Linked DNA regions of Mus musculus: region 2 is linked to region 1. A link is a loop called in an ENCODE intact Hi-C map of the cell type or tissue named here. Cell type or tissue: heart. All regions are shown on one strand.

Region 1 (2,500 bases):
TACACAGGCAGGAGCAGGCGAATCTTGGACTTTTCATCCAGCATGGGCTCCACAGAGTGAGCTCCAGTACAGCAGGGGGTGGGGAAGATACCATACAATGGGAGAAACCAAAACAAACAAAAAGGAAACTATTGCAACAGTGTTCTGCAATCATTTGTAGAAGACAAAAGCAGAAGTGCTTCTTAACTCTATTTGGCAATGAACTTTTGCACACAACAACAACAAAAGCAGGAAATATTTTTAAAAAACATACCTGATCCATGACTGTTATGCAAAATATATAAATTACCCCTCAAACTCAAGAATAAATGTTAAAGTCTGTGAGGGTGCTCCCCAACTCCTGCCTCAGAAATTGTGTTTTAATGCAATTGTTTTTCAAACTTTAAGAATCAATATAATCTTATCAAAGATCCTTGGATGTGAATTAGTAAAAAGTGAGGCTCTTGGGGTAATTCAAATATAAGATCAGACCCTATTTTATTTTATTTTCCACTGTAAATGTTTTCACAATGATTCTTCCAAAAATAAACAAACAAAAAACTCAATTAAGATTTGTTTGTTTTTTTTCTTTTCTTCCAGTTTTCCAGAGTTCTGGGGTTTTTGTTTTTGTTTTTTTTGTTTTTGTTTTGTTTTTGTTTGTTTGTTTTGTTTTTGTTTTTGTTTTTTTGCCTGCATTGAATTTTCACTAGTTATATACCTAGTTGGCTATTACCAGGATCAGAAGGCGTTAAGTCTGGGAGATTTAATGTAATCTATAATTTCTAAAGCCAGGGGCAGCAGGACTCTTAATTCTTGGTCAGAGGAATCAGACCTGAGATATATCTGGCCTTGGGAAAACATGTGAATCCAATTAATTAGCTCATTAATTGGAGATTTCATGATTTCCATTAAAAAATGATTGCAAAAATCTAGCAAGTAAGAAACCCTTTCCTTATTAGTCTGGTTAGCAATTCTAATTCATCTTACAAAATACATGAGACCTCCATTCCTAGAGATATGTCTTTTCTGTCTTGAGGATTAGTTCCTTCACAAAAAGTTCTGAAGTAAGACTTTAAAGATATAACGATTTTTAAAAATTGAAATACAGCAGTTACTATTGACAACAACAGTGGCACATTCAGTGAATACCAGCAACATGTTAGTGTTGTGTTTTTATGTCTTCACTTGTCCTGAGATATTGTTCCCGCCCGCAGGAACTCACACGGGGCACAAGATCCTTCCGTAGCTAATCTTTATTACATGTTGATGAGAAAGACAAAGAAGGCTCAGAAACGTGTTGCTTAAATACCCCCTGGTGTGACGTGTCTATAACCGACTGGCAGCTTCACCCACGATCTCCTATGCCCCTGGATGGGCTAGTGACTTGGCAGGCTTTTGCTCCTTGCACATGCGCACATACCCCTTTCTTTGTTTAGGTGGCATAAGGCACTGCAGAGACAGCGCCATCTTATGATGGTAAATGTTATTGCGGCTCTCCAATTTCACTAGCTTGGATATTTTCAATCATTTGGTAAATTAACTATGAAATGAGATTTTGTTTTCCTGTTAAATTTATAAAATTCTAATACACTTAAATTTTTGTTTTTTTACTGTGTATGTATACACATATGCACAGGCACATACATATTCACAAGTGCAAGCCATGACAAGCATGTAGATATCAGAAGACAACTTTCAGAGTCAATTCTCTTCTGACCTGTGGACTCTGGGGATGTAACTTAAGTGGACAGGTGCCTTCAACAGCAGAGCAATCGCTTAGAACCTGATGCTACTTTGTGAAATGCTCCTTCAATTGGCAATTTGTTTCTTGTTCACTTTCTCTATCTTGTGTAGTCAGTATTTCCTCAGTGTTGGGGTTCAGGAATCGGCACACAAACCATATGAACAGTGATCTCATGCAAAAATAATTCAATGCACACCCTAGTACTGGTCAAAACAGGGATATAGCTTAGAATTATCTGAACTATGACAGTGGATATCATTTTCTGTCTGCTTATAAAGGAAAAACTTCAATGAGCTTGTACACAGGTGCAGTAAGTGCTGCCAAGAGGTCAGCCCTGACTCAAGATATTTTAGACATAACAGTTAATATTTATCTTTGATTCAGTGGGTCCTGCATAAAGTTTTGTGGGATTTCTTAAGATTAGAAAACCTCATACAGGACATTCAGAAGAGACAGAACAAAACAGGGTATGTGGTCAGCATGTCCTTTCTCTGAGTCAAGTCACTTCTCTGTGTCAATGACTGGTAGGCCTGTTACAGCAACAATATGAAATAGCAGGCAGGCATGGAACAAAATGGCTACAGCTATTCTTGGGGGGTGGGGGTGCATCAGACCATAATGCTCATATAGTCCTATTTACCGAAGATATGTTTTTCTAGCCAGCATTTTTTATTTCCTTCTCCTTGTTATTCTTCCACCAAATCTGAATTATCCTTCCTCTTAAAATTGAATGAGCACAGTGGTTTCTGGCACAAACTTTGTGAGATTTTATTTGGG
Region 2 (2,500 bases), 56 kb after region 1:
TTCCCACAATTGGTTCTGGGCAAAACAATGGAACTGATCACGTATCAGAGAGGTAATGGCTACATTTAAAAAGATGTATTTTTAAACTCAAATGAGATTTTCTCTGAGCTTCCCCACGCTCTGGAAACGTGGCCTGAGAAACAGCTTTCTGGCCTCACCATGAAGCGCAGGTTCACCCCTGGGGGGAAGACCGTGCCTCGAAGCTCATTATGGAGACCCACATATTCATTGATAAAGTCTACATCCTCTTCAAGCGGAAGTTTGGCGTTCAAACCTGAGCCCACCAATAGAAGCCACAGTTCACACAGCTTCAGTACTCTTCTTAGCCGTACGTAATTCGACTGGGCACGCCATACTACAGACCAAGGCAGAGAGGCCTTCATGGTCACCGGCGGACAAGCCAGTGTGCGCAGGCGCCAGTCCACCCCTGTGACCTGCCAATCTACGGATCGAGGGAGGGCTCTTAATTGAGAAGAGAAGGAGAAGCAAGAAGCGAGAAGAAAAATGCATGATAAATGTCTACCGAATGACCAAAGACAGATTAAAATTAAATGAGTACATGTTTTTCACAAGACTAATTGAGCACTAGCTAGAGTTGACTTGTGACACCAAAGGCTGTGATCATTCATTGATCAAACATTAGTCTGTGTTGAATGATTAAAAAATCTGAGTTCCCCTGGAAGGGGAAACTGTCTTTCTTCCCATGTTACTAACATTCAGCTCACCTTTGTTTGTTTGTTTGTTTGTTTGTTTTTCTTGTTTATTGAGTTGTGAAGTGTTTTTATAGTTGTCACTCTTTGGGACAGAGCATTCTCTTTAATATTTATCCCGAAATAACTAAAAAGAAGTGAAAATTACCGTTGATTTATGTCATGAAAAGCGGTGAGCCTACAAAAGATGATTCCAGTTGTGCCTTTATTCTTTTAATGCTTACTGCCAGGCAGCACACTAAATGGTTGAGAGGACAAGACATAGCCTGCCCTTTCAAATGGGAATGAAGTGATTTTATATTTGGGAGATATTTTGATACTTGTATGGACCCCATTTATCAGACATATTCTCTAATGTAATATGGACTAGTGATGGTTGCTCTATTCTAAGTATTACCATTCCCTTTTCAGACTATATTCAGTCTTAGGGAGAAACTAAATTCAAGGTCCCAGGCCCTGGGGCAGCTGGGGACTTCCCTATAGCTGATCAGCTTCAGGATAGCTTGCTGGCAGGGTTAAACAAGTTCACAGGCCTTTGTCCCTTTATCTCTCTGAGCTCTGGACCTAAAGTCTAGGAGAAATAACTAAGGATCTTGAAGCCAAGAGCTCCGAATACAGCCCAGTCTCCATCAGATAATCCTTTGTTTAACATATAATGTCAAAATACAATACAGCTCCTGCCCCACCTTACTTTGTGTTCCTATCCTTGAAAATGTTGTACAATCTCCCTTGAGGGATGTGCTTCCAATCCGGAACTGGCCACCTTCCAGAGCGCTCAGAAAATAAAGCTTTCATTTTTAAGCTTCCGTTTCTAAAATGATTTTTTTTTTCAGCTTCCATCCCGAACCTAACAATGGTCACATCTCAATGGAGATTTCAATTATGTTGATAAATATTTCTATGATACTTCCTATAGAGTCCATGACGCTATAAAAGCTGAGAACAGTAGAAATGAGTCTCTCCATCAAGACAGTGAATTACAGTGCAGTTGTGAATATTATTTTAAATTGTTTAAATTAACGTTATAAAACACTTATCATCTGAATCTCCTGAAGCAGATAGAAAGTCAGTTCATGGGGAGGTCAAGTAATTTGTCTAAAAAAGCACTTTTGCCATTAAATCTCAAAGGTAATTTTTCATTTTATTTAGCTTTTTTTTTTCTTTTAACAAAAGATGAGCACTTTAGAGGGAAGTTTGTAGGTTGAGAAGTACAATTATGTCTCACATGATCTCTCTCCTCGAAAAACATAAAGTTTTCTCCACTATCAGCATCCTTTACTGGAGCTAAGCATGGTGCTATTTTCCTCTGAGGCCAGGACTCAGGAGTCTGAGGCAGGAAAATTATGAGTTTTAGACCAGCCTGGGCTACCCAGCAAGTTCAGACTATCTCAGGCTATAATAGTAAGACTATTATAAAAGCAACTCTAAAAGACTATTATCAAAGCAACAAAATGAAAAAAAAAAAAAACCCTCCCCAGTCACATGTCCATTAATAATCCTGTGTACAACAAAAAATCAAAAAGAAAAACAAAAACAACCCATGAGTTAGTGTAATTGTATAGTGTTATAATCAGTGAACCCACAGTGGCGCCTTACTGTGCAGACTTCACAGTTCACATTAAGGTTCATTTGGATGCAATACATTCTGTGGATTTGGACATATGTCTAACAATCTATCATTACATATTACATACCATTGAAATTATTAACTTTCGTGTTAAACAAGGAGAGTTTCACCGACCACAGTGTCACACTTAAACTTCTTCCAGGTCTTTTGTTTGATAGGTCAT

The links. A loop is a pair of places that touch in the nucleus more often than their neighbours do. Peaks named below come from ENCODE experiments on the same cell type or tissue, not always from the same donor. Only the 100,000 strongest peaks of a DNase experiment are listed, where the experiment ranks them.
Region 2: a loop joins it to region 1, with 2.7 times the contacts of the local background. A loop is called at or near these places in 9 of 42 quality-filtered maps.

What each region holds. Positions count from the first base shown.
Region 1 is chr10:112,137,640-112,140,139 of GRCm38, reverse strand. No RefSeq gene overlaps it. Among named protein-coding and RNA genes, the nearest start is that of Glipr1l3, 21 kb to the left of the region's middle. In heart, a CTCF peak has its summit at 1,453; no DNase peak of the experiment used is centred here; H3K4me3 peaks cover 421 bases.
Region 2 is chr10:112,081,259-112,083,758 of GRCm38, reverse strand. Glipr1l2 (GLI pathogenesis-related 1 like 2) reads right to left here and starts at 405. Exons shown (of 6, transcript NM_026223.2): 1 at 159-405. The coding sequence starts at 383. In heart, no CTCF peak of the experiment used is centred here; no DNase peak of the experiment used is centred here.